2 separate regions of the Mus musculus genome follow, and region 1 is linked to region 2. A link is a loop called in an ENCODE intact Hi-C map of the cell type or tissue named here. Cell type or tissue: gastrocnemius. All regions are shown on one strand. Links, peaks and the distances in the headings refer to the core of each region. The heading gives the core; the rest is flanking DNA.

The links. Hi-C counts contacts between places; a loop is a spot of excess contacts. Peaks named below come from ENCODE experiments on the same cell type or tissue, not always from the same donor. Only the 100,000 strongest peaks of a DNase experiment are listed, where the experiment ranks them.
Region 1: a loop joins it to region 2, with 2.1 times the contacts of the local background. A loop is called at or near these places in 2 of 42 quality-filtered maps.

What each region holds. Positions count from the first base shown.
Region 1 is chrX:21,496,321-21,503,708 of GRCm38, reverse strand. Gm22592 (a small nucleolar RNA gene) reads left to right here and starts at 3,213; the gene lies at 3,213-3,343. In gastrocnemius, for the core only: a CTCF peak has its summit at 3,246 (motif pointing right); a DNase peak (open chromatin) is centred at 3,393.
Region 2 is chrX:21,388,721-21,397,393 of GRCm38, reverse strand. No RefSeq gene overlaps it. Among named protein-coding and RNA genes, the nearest start is that of Gm6938, 58 kb to the right of the region's middle. In gastrocnemius, for the core only: no CTCF peak of the experiment used is centred there; DNase peaks (open chromatin) are centred at 3,661 and 3,986; H3K27ac peaks cover 315 bases.

The DNA of each region.
Region 1 (7,388 bases), core at 1,909-4,408, 110 kb before region 2:
GCCTTATTTATAATAGCCAGAGGCTGGAAAGAACCCAGATGCCCCTCAACAGAAGAATGGATACAGAAAATGTGGTACATTTACACAATGGAGTACTACTCAGCTATTAAAAAGAATGAATTTATGAAATTCCTAGGCAAATGGATGGACCTGGAGGGCATCATCCTGAGTAAGGTAACCCAATCACAAAAGAACTCACACAATATGTACTCACTGGTAAGTGGATATTAGTCCAGAAAATTAGAATACCCAAGATATAAGATACAATTTGCAAAACACATGAAACTCAAGAAGAACGAAGACCAAAGTGTGGACACTTTGCCCCTTCTTAGAATTGGGAACAAAACACCCATGGAAGGAGTTACAGAGACAAAGTTTGGAGTTGAGACGAAAGGATGGAGCATCTAGAAACTGCCGTATCCAGGGATCCATCCCATAATCAGCTTCCAAACACTGACACCATTGCATACACTAGCAAGATTTTGCTGAAAGGGCCCAGATATAGCTGTCTCTTGTGAGACTATGCCGGGGCCTAGCAAACACAGAAGTGGATGCTCACAGTCAGCTACTGGATGGATCACAGGGCCCCCAATGGAGGAGCTAGAGAAAGTACCCAAGGAGCTAAAGGGATCTGCAACCCTATAGGTGGAACAACAATATGAACTAACCTGTACCCCCCCGGAGCTCGTGTCTCTAGCTGCATATGTATCAGAAGATGGCCTAGTCAGCCATCAGTGGAAAGAGAGGCCCATTATTGGATTAATCAGTAAAGTGTGAAAATGGAGTTTATTTTCTATGGTAGGAATCAGCAGCAACTGCTTGAAGAATATCTGTTAAAAATCATTGTAAAGGGATGGCAGGTTGTAAAGATGCTTGCCACCAATCCTGATGGCCTAAGTTCCAGTTTCATCTGTAAGACCTAATGGTGGAAATAAATAACCAACACTTAAAAGTTGTTCTTTATCAACAAATGGGACCTCATAAAATTGCAAATCTTCTGTAGGGCAAAAGATACTGTCAATAAGACAAAAAGGTCACCAACAGATTGGGAAAGAATTTTTACCAATCCTAAATCTGATAGGGGACTAATATCCAATATATACAAAGAGCTCAAGAAGCTGGACTCCAGAAATTCAAATAACCTAATTAAAAATGGGGTACAGATCTAAACAAAGAAGTCTCACCTGAGGAATACCAAAGGGCTGAGAAGCACTTGAAAAAAATGTTCAACATCTTTAATCATCAGGGAAATGCAAATCAAAACAACCCTGAGATTCAACCTCACACCAGTCAGAATGGCTAGAATCAAAAATTCAGGTGACAGCAGATGCTGGCAAGGATGTGGAGAAAGAGGAACACTCCCCCATTGCTGGTGGGATTGCAAGCTGGTACAACCACTCTGGAAATCAGTCTGGTGGTTCCTCAGAAAACTGGACATAGTACTACTGGTAGATCCAGCAATACCTCTCCTGGGCATATACCCAGAAGATGTTCCAACTGGTAATAAGGACTCATGCTCCACTATGTTCTTAGCAGCCCTATTTATAATAGCCAGAAGCTGGAAAGAACCCAGATGTCCCTCAACAGAGGAATGGATACAGAAAATGTGGTACATTTACACAATGGAGTACTACTCAGCTATTAAAAACAATGAATTTATGAAATTCTTGGGCAAATGTATGTATCTAGAGGATATCATCCTGAGTGAGGGAACCCAATCACAAAAGAAGTCACTTGATATACACTCACTGAAAAGTGGATATTAGCCCAGAAACCTAGAATACCCAAGATACAACTTCCAAAACAGAAGAAAATCAAGAAGGAAGACCAACTCGTGGATACTTCATTCCTCCCTAGAATAGGCAATAAAATATCCATGGAAGGAGTTGCAGAGACAAAGTTTGGAGCTAAGACAAAAGAATGGACCATCCAGAGACTGCCCCACATGGAGGTCCATCCCATAATCAGCCACCAAACACAGACACTATCGCATACGCCAGCAAGATTTTGCTGAAAGGACCCTGATATAGCTGTCTCTTGTGAGGCTTTGCCAGTGCCTGGCAAATACAGAAGTGGATGCTCACAGGGCCCCCAATGGAGGAGCTAGAGAAAGTACCCAAGAGCTGAAGGGGTCTACAACCCTATAGGTGAAACAACAATATGAACTAATCAGTACCCCCAGAGCTCGTGTCTCTAGCTGCATATGTAGCAGAAGATTGCCTAGTCAGCCATGACTGGGAAGAGAGGTCCCTTGGTCTAGCAAACTGTATATGCCCCAGTACAGGGGAACACCAGGGCCAAGAAGTGGGAGTGGGTGGGTAGTGGAGCAGGGCAGGGGGAGGGTATAGGGGACCTTTGGGATAGCATTTGAAATGTAAATGAAGAAAATATCTAATAAACAACAACAACAAGAAGATCTGGCTGCAGGAAATTTTCTTAATTAGTGATTGATGGGGGAGGACTCAGGCCATTTTGGGTGGTACAATTCCTAGGCAGGTGGTCTTGGGTTCTGTAAAAAAGCAGACTAAACAAGCCTTGGTAAGCCAGACAGTAAGCAACATTCTTCCATGGACTCTGCATCAGCTACTGCCTGCAGGTTTCTGCCCTTTTTGAGTTCCTGTTTTATACAGTGAAAGATCGGGCCAAATTTTAGTCTTCTATATAAGCCTATCATGTTTTACCAGCATCTTTTAAGTCTATCCTTGCTATGTTATATGATTTGACACCTATTAGCTGCAAAGGTACGTGTTCATTACTGCTTTAATCCCAGTTCCCTACTGTGGGGCAGACCTCAATCAATAGAATTTTTGTTTTCTTAGTGTTGACTCTCAGACTTTCTTTGTACACTTTATAGCAGTCCTTTATCAGAAATATCTTTTGCCAGTATTTTCCTTATGCCTGTAGTTTTTTCTCATTGCCTTGCCAGTGTACTCTAGAGGATACTTGTTTTTTTTTTTAAACAAAACCAGGACATATCTATAATTTAAAATATAATAATATAAGAGAATGTGAACACTAAGTAGGGTAGTGGTGGACCATGCCTTTAATCCCAGCACTCAGGTGACAGAGGCAGGTGAAACTTTATGAGTTCTAAGCTGGTCTGGTCGATTGAGTGAGTTCCAGGACAGCCAGAGCCACAGAGAGAAAATTTATATTGGAAAAAATAAAATAAAATAAAATAAAATAAAATAAAATAAAATAAAAGACAAACAAATGCCCTAGAGGAGTTGCTGGTGTGACTGCTGTATCACATGTGTGTCAGTAGGTGGCAGAGGAGAGGTTGTGTCTATGCTCAGTGTTCTGACCTATGAACATCAGAATGAGTGATTAGTAACCTAACATTCCCTGAGTGGTGGGGGCAACGAGCCTGACAAAACCACTGGTCTGGTGCCAGGGGTCCCAAACAGGGAGCTAGCCAGAGATGACTACCAGTCTAGTGCCACACAGACCTGTGGGGACAAACCATGCGCAAGATGACCCCTGCCCAATGTCACAATGCATGAGTGGGTCTTAGTACTCCTGAGACCTCTCTTAAGGTGACCCCAAACACTCAGGGTCCCCTGGCAACAGTAAGAGGAGAAAGGAAGTTGTGGAGAAATTGAAGAAAAAGAGAACCTGAAGGATGTGGAGACAAAAGGAGAGGCAGAACAGGGGACTGGAGGGTAGTGAAGAACACTCTCATGTGAATAGCTAGCAATGCCACTTGGGACCATGGTGGGGTCCTGACCTGTGCTGTCACTGGTGGCCAAGTCTGGGTATATGGTCCTACCACAATAGTGGCCTGTTTCAACCAAAGGCCAGGAGGACATCCCTGGTCTGGGCTGCTGCCCAGTAATATGTTGATATCTGAAGACTGTGGAGAATTGGTCACACCTCTCACCAGGACATCATAAGAGAGCTGTCCCTGGGGGCATGAAAGCATGAGAGTTGACCCTGCCTCTAGCCAGCTGCAAGACTCAGGAGAGTGGCCCAACACATTGTGGGAGTTGTGGGTGAGCTGGCCTTGAGTGTATGAACATGGGAGAGCTGTCCTGTGCAGTGGGATAGATAAGGGAGAAATACTGTCTTTGCCCCCCTTTGCTCCTCACCCCTGGCCCCTTACTACCTGTGTCAGGTGAGAGACTTGGCCCTGGGGTCATGAAAGCAGAGAGCTTTCCTCATCCCTTACCAGTTGTAATACCCAAGAGAGCAGACCCTGCACCATGCCTGGACAGCACGGTCGAGATGACCCTGGTGGTGGGAACAAGCCAGCCCTAAGGATATGAGTGTGGGAGAGTTGGCCCTGCCACTTGTCTGTAGTGCCTTGACATCAGCGAGGAAGGGATTCCCCCCACCCACCCACCCTTTGCCACCTATAGCAGGCAAGGAAAGCTGACCACCAGGTCCTCAGAGCAGGAGAGCTGGCTCCACTCCTCTCTTAAGGCAGCACTCAAAGAAGCAACCCCTGTACCTCTCCTGGGAAGCATATTATATATAGCTTGCCCTGAATGTGGCTGTTTCAGGTGAGCCAAACGTGAGGATGACTCCTCCTCTTGTCTGTTGCTGGTGGCATTGGTGAGGGGAGGTCTTCTCCCCTCCTGTTTGCCCTTGCCAATCACATCCTGAGAGCAGATGTCCCTATCCCTCACCTATTGCAGCACTCAGGAAAGTAGGCCCAGCAATAGACCTGACTATGGTGTGGGTGAGCCAGAATCAAGGGTGTGAGCATGGAAGAACTGCCCCACAACTTGTCTGAGTGCAGCAGTATAGGCAAGAAAGAGAGACCCTCTCCTACCCTTGACCCTCACCACCTGCAGCAGACAGAAGTGTTGTCCTGGGAGCACAAGAGCAGGAGTTCTGGCATCAGCTGCAGCACTTGGAGAAGGAAGGCTTGAACCTCGCATAGGTAGAACAGCAGAACTAGCCCTTGTCATGGGATTGATAAGGGCACAACTGCAGAAGAGCTGACCCTGCCTCTTGTCTGGTCCTCAGAGTAGCAGAAGCCTGATGCTTCACACCAGACCAATGAGTCATTGCAATGAATATTTGCAAGCAAAGAAGTGTGGAGAGAAGTGTATACTGTGGGACACACTGTGACACACTACAGCTTCCACAACAAGATTTTTTTCTCTGTTGTGTGCTCGGGGAGATTGCAAGAATGGAGGGCATGCATGAGGGGAGGTATAGATGCTGGATTGGGATGCTTAATGTGAAAGTCAAAAAGAATCAATAAAAAGCTGAAAAAGTCAATCAATCAATAAAGCATATATGAATAGTGTACATTTGTTGTGTCTATTGAGTTAATGCACAGATAAGGTTAGAGCTATACCCAATTTGTCTTAGTCAAGGTTTCTATTCCTGCACAAACATCATGACCAAGAATCAAATTGTGGAGGAAAGGGTTTATTCAGCTTACATTTCCACAGTGCTGATCATCACTAAAGGGAGTCGGGACTGGAACTCAAGCAGGTCAGGAAGCAGGAGCTGATGCAGAGGCCATGGAGGGATGTTCTTTGCTGGCTTGATTACCCTGGCTTGCTCAACTTGCTGTCTTAGAGAACCCAAGACTACCAGCTCAGAGATGGTACCACTGACTTATGTAGATGAATAATGTATTTTTCAGGGATTTCCAGAGAAAGAAATTTATGAAATGATTAATATACCCCCTGAGAGAGAACAGTGAAAGTGTATTGCTGGATGTGTCAGCTGAAAGCAAACTGCTTCTGGTGAGGCTTACTTACAGTGATAGAGGAAAACATTTACAAAATCGTTAACTTCATACCACACACCAGAGGATGTGCTTAATTTTCTCAAACAATGAGACCACATCTTTTATAGCACCACAATTAGAGTCATCCCGTGGTTAATTTACAATAACTGACTCATATTGTCCAAGATCCATCTGTCTTTGGCACATACACTGAAATAAAAGTTACATTAGAATGTGGCAGGAATCAGCACCCTTGCACATTTCATATTCTTCATGGTGGCAATAATCTCTGCAATCACCATAGGAATTCAGTGGCTCTCATACATAGTCTTTACATCATAACAGCCTTTACTCCATGGATCAGAGAGCCAGTGTGAGAACTCTGCCAGCAGCTGAGTATATCTTCTCTAATGATGCATTCTGAAGCCATAACCACAGCATGAGTTCAGGGACTCACGAGTCCACTGTGAGAACTTGACCTCCATAAACTTGAATTTGGATGGTAGATTACACTGAGACTTAAGGGCTTATGAAATTAGTTTCAGTTCAGAGCCAGCATTCAATAGTTTCCAAAAGGTCTGGTTATTTCCCTTTCCTCGATGCAGTTACCCTGGTAAAAGGCCATAGGTCGCTTTAGAGAAGGCTGGAGAAAGACTAATAACACAAATTTTTGTCAATCTATTGAGATCTTTCCTGTAAGGGGCCCATGCTTTCCTTCATTCAAATATTATATCTAAATTGGTTCTATTCTAAATTGCTTGGGGTTTGTAGCTGTTTTCAATGCTTCCAGTAAAATGAGAATTTGGTAAGACCATCATGATCATTGCCATAGACTACCTGAATCCAATTACTTTTGTTGTTGCTTTGACTACACTGTCCACCATAGGTGCATGCTCACCTCAATTTTGGCACTTACAAGCTGCCTTTTGGTCAAAGACTTTTTAGGATGTAACTATTTCTACTGAATTTGGATTTGCTGGGTAAGTGACTTCTGTCTCTATTCAAAGGTCTAGACTGCCCACAACAGTGATTACAGGCTTCTAGAAGCATTTCATGGTAGTTTTCCTATTATGAAACTCTAATAATTTTTTCTGGGCCCTCTTTCACAATGTTCCTCATAAGGGGTTGTAGATTTGTCCTATTGAGGGATAAACACTCAGCAGCTGATTATCATTAGGCCATTGACCATCAGTGAATCTTTACATTGAACACCAGTTGCTACAATAAGAAGCTCCTGAGACAGAGACTAAAAAGAACATCTATAGGTAGACATAGATGTGAGTATTTAGAACACGGTTTGAATAGATATCCATTTAGAAAAGTAATAATAGTAGGTTTCCCCCTCAAATTTATGACATCCATAGCCGCAAACTCTTGACTAGGTTTACATAACCAGCTGTGAGTTCCCTCCTATAAATCAGACCTCTAATTAGAAAGTGATTGGTTATCACCATAAAAGTCATGTAACTGAAAGCACATCCGGCCTGACAAGTCATTATTGTAGCTTGAAGGATTCCTGGCTGGGTCAGACTGCTGAGAACTTGTCTCTCCCATCAATCTGCAGAGCACCTTTTGTCAATATGAAAACTAACCAATAAGGAGGAAGCACCTGGCTCAGTTCAAGCCTGATTTCTCCGTGTCCTATGATCAAAGTATATGGAGTCCTTAGCAATAAAGTGTTACAATCAAGCTACAATCA
Region 2 (8,673 bases), core at 2,620-5,119:
ACAAGAAATACATTAAGAAAAGTGAGGGGTCTCTTTCTAAAATAATTTGAGCATTCACAACATATTGAATCAAAGAAGGCAAACCATGATGCTTTAAAACACAGCTATCCATGAAAATGACAGCAAATAACAGTCTGATCATGATGAGAAACAGGAAATTCTCAATTTTGTCCTCACAAGGAAAAAACTACTTAAGGCTTCTCTTAGGGTGCCATTGCTGTGAAGAGACACTATGACCACAGAAACTGTTATATATGACAACATTTAATTGGGGTTTGCTTACAGATTCAGAGGTTCAGTGGATTATCTTTATGGAGCAAAGCATGACAGCACCCAAGCAGGCATGGTGCTGGAGGAGGTAAGAGTTCTATCCCTTGTTTGGAAAGCAACTAGGAGAAGAGCAACTTCCAGGCAGCTAGGAGGAAGGTCTGAAAGACCACCCCCACAGTGACACACCTACTCCAACCAAGTCACGCCTACTCTAACAAGGCCACACCTCCTAATAGTGCCACTCCCTGGGCCAAGCATATTCAAACCACCACAAGGCTAAAGAATAAGTAAAGTTGCCATGTAACTTGAGAATTGACACTTACACCAAATGACACATGGATGCCCTTTACTGAAACTGCATTTTTAACTAGGCTTTGGTTTTGGTTGGCTGGTTGGTTGGTTGGTTGGCTGGTTGCAGGTTCTTTTGTTGTTGTTGTTGGTGGTGGTGGTGGTGGTGGTGGTGGTGGTAGTATTTTTGTTGTGCAGTTCGTAGGTGTAGAGGTGGGGAGGAACTAGTAAGAGATGAAGGAGGGAAAACCGTGACCAGAATATAATGTATAAAAATATTTTTTTATTAAAAAATTGTAAGGTAGGAATGATGATGCTGATCAGTGGGAGAGCACCCACCATGCATGCCTGGCCTGTGTTTGAAACCTAATACTAGAAATAAATTTAAGCCATATGCCCATTAAAGCTATTCTACTTACAGAATACTAGTCATCATGGAGTAAAGTTGTAGATTATTGTTTCATGCATTCTGTTGAAAGTAGAGCCACTTTTATAAAACTAAATACCTCAGCAACTTACAAAAGCATTGAATTTGGCTTATGGTTCCAGAGGGATATGGGGTCACCATGAAGTGGCAACTCGACAACGTCATGCATGGTAGCTAAACCAGGAGGCTCAGAGCTCATATCCTCAACCTGTACCATGAAGCAGAGAATGGGCACTAGGAATGGTGGTGAATATTAGCTGCCAAGCCCACACCCCCAGGGACATATCTCCTCCAGCAGGGCAGCCTTTCCTAAATTGTCCCAAATGATACTACCTCCTGAGAAGGATTGCTTTCTCTGACTTCAAGTCGACATGTTTGCTTTCTATTCCATGAACCAATTCATGATGAAGACAAACTCTGTAGGTGTGGCCTTTTGATGCCTCAACACCTGAGCTACAGGAATGAATGACTATACAAGAAAAGCATTCATGAGTAAAAACTGATTCCTTTACCAATGTTTTGATTTTAATTTAATTGTGATGTCAGTATGTACTTGGGTGTATGTGCATCTGCATGCTGGTTCCCAAGAAGATTAGACTCTTGGATCTCCTTGTGGCAGGAATTACAGGAAGTTGTCAAAAACCTGACCTTGATCCTGGGATGCATCATTGATGGATGAGTCGGTGATAAAGTTTATATTCCTTTTTACTCCCTTCATTTTTTGAAATTACAATATAATTAAAAATTTCCCCTTCCCATTAATTCTAGCAAACCCTCCCATTTGCCCCTCCTTGCTCTCTTTCAAAATTTTGGCTCCCCTTTTTAATAATTATTGCCATCTCTTTATAACACTATATTCTGTTTCCCCTCCCTTGGAAGAGCACCTTCTCTGCTTGGTCCCTTACTAGATACCAAACCTCTGGTGTTATTCAGATTTAAACACACATATATCTAAAGCTTAAAAGCTAAAGTCCACATATAAGAGAAAATATGCACTATTTGTCTCTTTGAATCTGGGTTATCTCACTCAGGACAATTTGCCTACAATTTTTATGACTTGGTTTCTATTAACTGCTGAATTCATTGTGTGAATGTTTACCTTTTCATTATCTTTTCATCAGTTGATGGACATATCAGCAGTTCCCAAATTCTGGCTGTTAAAACTAGAGCAATAATGAACATGGATAAGGAAGTATCTCCATAGTAAGATCCAGAGTCCTTTGGGTATATGCCCAAGAGCAGTACAACTGGATCTTGAGGGAAATTCATCTTCAATTTTTGAGGAACGTCCACATTGATTTCTATAGGGACTATACCAGTTTATCTTTACACCATGTAGTCCTTTAGACTCTCTATTTCTTTCCTTCTTTAAGATCTCTTCCTTCCCTCTTATTGTCTTCTTTCTAGCTTCACAACCTCATATGTATATGATGTATATGCATATATATGTATATGATGTATATGTATGTGAGTCTGTGTGTATGTATGTAAGTATGTTTGTATGTATGTATTAATGCACACATGTATAATTTAAAGCCTATGTTCTTTGTATGGGAAAAAATGTGATGTTTTTGAGCCTGAGTCTTTCTGAGTCTATTATATTCCACTTAGCAATGATTTCCAGCAACATCAGCTGCAAGGGTTGTCAAGCATATAAAGCCCTTCGTATGATACCTAGCCCATAGCAAAAACAAAATCATATTTACTGTTGGCTTTAATTTTATTAGTAATGTGCTAATTTCCTAATTGTGTGATTAAAAAATAAAATTAGTAAATTATCTTAAATTTTTAAGAGTGGAAGCTGGAGAGATGACTTAGATGTTAAGAGCACCAACTGCTCTTCTAGTGGACCCTAATACAATTCCCAGGTCCCTCACGGAGGCTCTCAACTCCAAACATTTGTAACTCCAGCTCCAGGGGATCTGAAACCCTCTTCTTGCTGCCACAGACACCAGGAACGTAACAGGTACACAGACAGGTCTGCAGGCAAAACACCCATACACATAAAATAAAATGATAAATGAATAAACATTTTAATATAGCTCTAATATTTGTCATGTTGTTGACATGTCTTAACGTTTCAACCAAATAAAAATCAATTTAGTCTCAAGGAAAATGGTACACGAAAGAACATATCTAAAACAGATGCAAATCTTTTCATTTGTAAGCAAACAGACTATATTCAGAAGACAAAAACGTGGCAGATTAAAATAATGAAATTTGTTGAGGAGCCATCATTCTTCTAAAAAACTACTTCCCCATCATCCAAGACTGGATTCTCTCTGGTAAATGAGAAAGCCAGCATTCAAAATCATCCATGAAAACACACAAAATACATCACTCTACTCAAATCCGAAGGCTGTCTCTCCATTTAAGAATCGCCATAAACAAGTTTTGCCACCATGTGAAGAGAAGTGTTCCTACATGGTCACTTGACCAGTCTTAACCCTGACTCTGGCGCTTAACCAAAGTCCAGATTGCTAGGTACCTGCAAAGTTTCATTTGCAATTTTGGGGCCACTTAAGGATATGACAAGGAAAACTAGAGAGAAACAGACAAGTCACAGACTCCTTAGCTTCTTATTGTTTCAGGTGTCGCAGAAAATCAGCAAATCCATGATACACCAGGCCCAAAAGCAGTGTGGGTCAGGCAGGCAGCCAGAGACAGACAACTGGACTCAGAGCCAAGGACAGTAACATGTGGGGAGCTAGTCAGGAGCAGAGCCCAGGGCCTCTTAGGAGAAAGTGTGAGCACGTTCAAGAGGAATGGGTGATTCACAGCAAAGCTGGCAAACTGGATGCTCCGTAGAGTCAAGCAGGCCCGGGTACCTCAAAAACCTGAGGATTGTGGGCAGAAACGGTGGGGTGAGAGTAAGGAGAGCGTGGCAGAGTCTGAAAAGGAAAAGTAGAGCAGGAACAAATTACAAATGGAGATGGCAGTTGCATTGCGTCAGAGTCAAGTGGACTTTGGCAGCTGAGGCCGCTGGGGCTTCCAGCTTCAGCTGCTCTCCTTCCCCCTCCTGCCACGTGAACATGGCCTGGGGTCTTACTGCACAGGCAATGGAAACAGCTGGCCCAGGGAATCGCATGGGGTGAGGAACCGAAAACAGTTCCAGCAAAGAACCACTCACTGTGTTTTGCTTATAAAAGAAATTAGAAATGTACTACGGGAAGGATTTGAATATGAATGACTTATTGGGGATATTTAAATACCCACAGGAAAGATTACTCAAGAGCAAGAATGTGCAAACTTAAGAAGATTTAACCGAATCAAGCGAATACTTCAGTAAATGAGCTCAGAAGACATATAGTTAAACATGCGTGACATTTGTGATTCCTACCTTCGTCTAGAAGGCTCCAATCATCCTCCACTCGGTTTTAAAAGGCAGGAGCTGTTTAACAGCCTTTCAGTGTTCCAGGCAGCAAACAGCCTCTGAAGTCTTAATGGCAAAGTTGCTATAAGCCAGGCATACCTGGGCCCAGATGAAAGGCTTCATTTGTTCACCTTCAGCCTTCTGCTGGGTCCCACTCAGAACCGCTGAGCATATTACTGGAAAATTTTAAAACACAGTTGCTGGTGGGAAGAGGTTTCTGAAAACTTACAAAGCACACATTCAACAAGAACGCTCACCTGAAAAAGTCTGGAAAGGCAAAACTGAATCGGGACATTACAGCATCCCTGTTCTTTTTCATAAAGACCAAAGAAAGTTCAAGGGACTCCAAAATGATCTTGAAAAGGGGCAGAAATATGATGGTAAATTAGGTTTCATCTTGAGTGCCAAGTGTAACTGGTTGGTTCTTGGCTTTCCGGGAGCCCTGTTACCTGATCAAATTACTGTGGTGATCTCCATCACAATCTAGGAAGGAAGAAATAACGATATTCACTATTATTTAAAAAGTCGCCCTTGCTTTGCATCTCAGAAAGTCTGGACACAATCCTTTCTATCCTAGAGGTTGCAAACTGGCAGCTTGTAGAAAAATTGCTTTGTTTGGCCTTCATGGTATTTTTAAAAAACTACTTGCCAATATTTGAAAATGGGACATTTCACATTTTTAAAAAGATTTACCATTTCTCCTAAAAATGGAAATTTCTAGCAATCAAGGCCTAGCTTTCCAAATGGCACCCCTCACCTAGAACTGGGCAGTAGCTGCCTCCTTCCAATGTCCTGTCTGCTCTCACATGGCACCTACTCCTACCAACATGGCCACCCAAACATGAGCTGAACAAGGGTGCCCAATGGGCATGCCAAACTGAACTGAGAAATTTCATAATGCCTCCACCAGATCTCATGATCTTACCAGAAGCTCACTGGTTTTTGCTAGGCTAACTGGCCAGAGAGCTCCCATCCTCTACCTGTCTCTCTCCCCCAAAGCTGACATGCAACCATGTCCAGCTTTTAAAGCGGATGCTGGGGATTTGAACTCTAATCTTTATGCTTGTAGAGCAAATATTCTATCTAATTCGTCAAGCCATCTCCCTAGCTCCCCCTTTAAACATTTAAATTCTGTCGCATCCGCTCTCTACCAGCAAGAACCACCAGTTCTTCTTCTTTTTTTTTTATTACGTATTTTCCTCAACTACATTTCCAATGCTAGCCCAAAATTCCCCCATGCCCTCCCCGCCACTCCCCTACCCACCCATTCCCACTTTTTGGCCCTGGCATTCCCCTGTACTGGGGCATATAAAGTTTGCATGTCCAATGGGCCTCTCTTTCCAGTGATGGCCGACTAGGCCATCTTTTGATACATATGCAGCTAGAGTCAAGAGCTCCAGGGTACTGGTTAGTTCATAATGTTGTTGCACCTGCAGGGTTGCAGATCTCTTTAGCTCCTTGGATACTTTCTCTAGCTCCTCCATTGGGGGCCCTGTGATCCATCCAATAGTTGACTGTGAGCATCCACTTATGTGTTTGCTAGGCCCCGGCCTAGTCTCACAAGAGACAGCTATATCAGGGTCCTTTCAGCAAACGCTTGCTAGTGTGTGCAATGGTGTCATCGTTTGGAGGCTAATTATGGGATGAATCCCTGGATATGGCAGTCTCTAGATGCTGAGACAAAAGGATGGACCATCTAGAGACCACCAGTTCTTCTAACAGCAGTTTATTCAGCAAGCTTCAGTCTTCATCTCTTTCCCTCTCTCTCCCTCTTCCCTCTCCCCTCTCCCCTCTCCCCTCTCCCCTCTCCCCTCTCCCCTCTCCCCTCTCCCCTCTCCCTCTGCTTCTCTCTCTTACCCCGGGCCTCTCACTCTTATATACTCTCAGCCCCCCTCCACTCACAGCAGGCCACGTCACCTCACCAGGCACAAGGCTTCAGCCAATCAGGGCGGCAGGGGTGTGTCTCCACCAAATATGGACTTGTTTACACCGCCAGCATCATGGTGCACCTGTGCAGCTCTCATGATGGTCATGGCTTATTTCCAGGTGTATGAGGAAGTCAGGTGCAAGTCATAAGACTTAGCTGCAGTCCCGGGCGCCATCTTGGGACTGCTACCACACCCGCTTCTCACAAAATTCGACCACAGTAATTTTGTGATTTAGCTATATACATAGTTTTACATCTAGCTCTGCTTTTATTTGCAAGAAGTCTGCCTCTCCACAAGGTAAGTCCTTTTATCCTCTTCATATTTTCCAGCGCTATTATAGTCCTTTCCTGTATCCTTTATTCACAGGTTAGTTTTCTTTCTATTGCTGTGACAAAAAATCAAAAGCACCTTGTGGAACAAAGGGTTTATTTCATCTCATAGCTTATAGTCCATCACTGAGGGAAGTCAAGGCAGGAACTCAAGGCAGGAACCTGGAGGCAGGATCTGATGCAGAGGACATAGAGGAGTACTGCTTACTGGCTTGCTCCTTGTGACTTGCACAGTCTGCTTTCTTATAGAACCCAGGAGAATGTGCCCAGGGATGGCACCACCCACAATCGGCCAGGCCCTGCCACTTCAATCACTAATTAAAAATTGTCCCCACAAACTTGCCCACAAGCCAATCTGATAGAGGCATTTTCTTAACTAAGGTTCCCTCTTCCCATATGACTTTAGCTTGGGTCAAATTGACCAACAAATAAACAAACAAAACAAAAAAAAATAATCAGCACAGGTCTCATGAGCCATCATTTCATTGTTTCTCTTTAACTGAATTCCATTTCTCCTTTGATTTTTCTCTCACTAAACCTCATCTCTGTCTCAGTTCAAACACTAAGGATGGTGACATCTGCTGGATACAATCATACACCACATGCTCTTGGGACCAGTCCTGGCACTGAATTCCTAAATATCATCCTTTTATATCCCTCTGATATCAGAATTTTAAAAGTCATAAGTCTCTTCAAGCTATACACACCTACAAACTCTTGATTCCCTTTCAGAGGCCACCTGGAAATCTGCACTCTGAGTAAATCAACATTGCCATATGACATCGTGCTCACCCCATCTCACTCCTCCTCCATCTGCAAACATAAATTTCCACCAGTGTTTATATAGTGCCTTAAAGAGACAAATGAACACAATCCATTCAGGTTTATGTCTCCCACCTGAACGTCCATCACTTTGATATTAGTTCTTTCTTACATCCTAAATTAGTGATTCTCAACCTTCCTAATGCTGTGGCTCTTTAATACCAATACACACATTGTTGGACCCCCCCAGGCATAAAATTATTTCATTGCCACTTCATAACTGTAATTTTGCTACTGTTATGAATCCTAATGTAATTATCTGATTGCAGGTTGAAAACTGCTGTCCTAAATCTTGACTATCCCATCAGTCATTCATGGCCTTATCTCACATCCACAATGTTTCTCTGTACCTACATAATCACTCCTCTCAAAATAGGAATGTGTTCAAGCTTTTCCCATCTAAAAACATTTCCCTCCGCCTCCGGTTCCCTTCTGTATACAATCCTACATATTGTCACTCTTGTTGCTGTGTTTCTTTTTTAAAACATTACCTCCTCCAGCTGCCCCCATCTCTCCACCAAGTCCTCATTCTACTTTCACATCTTTTTCTATTGTTTGTGTTTTCAGTTTATGATCCATGAGGGTTAACCAGAGCTAAGCATATGAGCATGCGTGTTAAGCTATTCTCTGGAACATGATTTAACTCCCTGTGGCTACCCCACTGAACACAGCTTTCAGCAACCCTCCATTGCCATTAGCTCCCTCCAGGAATGTCTGGGCCCCCATGAAACCCTCACCCATTTAAGAATGAATGTTAAGGGGTTCAGTCTTGTACAGACCTTATACAGGCAATTGGAGTTGCTATAATTTTGGCACTCATGAAATCCATGCCACTGCCTATAATATACCCCATCTCCCCATCATCTAGCTCATAAACCACCTCTTCTTTGATGTTCCTTGGGCCTTGTAAAGGGTTATGTGAGTGTCCTATTAAAAGCTGAACATTCAACAGTTGCTTGTTGTCAGCACCTTGACCATCCATCCATCTCTGCACTAACTGCCAAGTAAATATATATATGTATACATATATACCTGCTTGGCTAAGGCATTCTGAATGTGTGGCACTGCTTCATTGTATTCTCAAATTCCTAAGCTTCACATTGTTGTGTTCTGTCTAGCTCTTTGTCTTTCTTCCCAGATGTAAATCACACACATGCTTTTATAGGAAACTTGCTGTGGCCTCTTTTCTGTACTCCTTGTATTGTTTGCAAGCCTTAGTCATGGTACCTATCACAT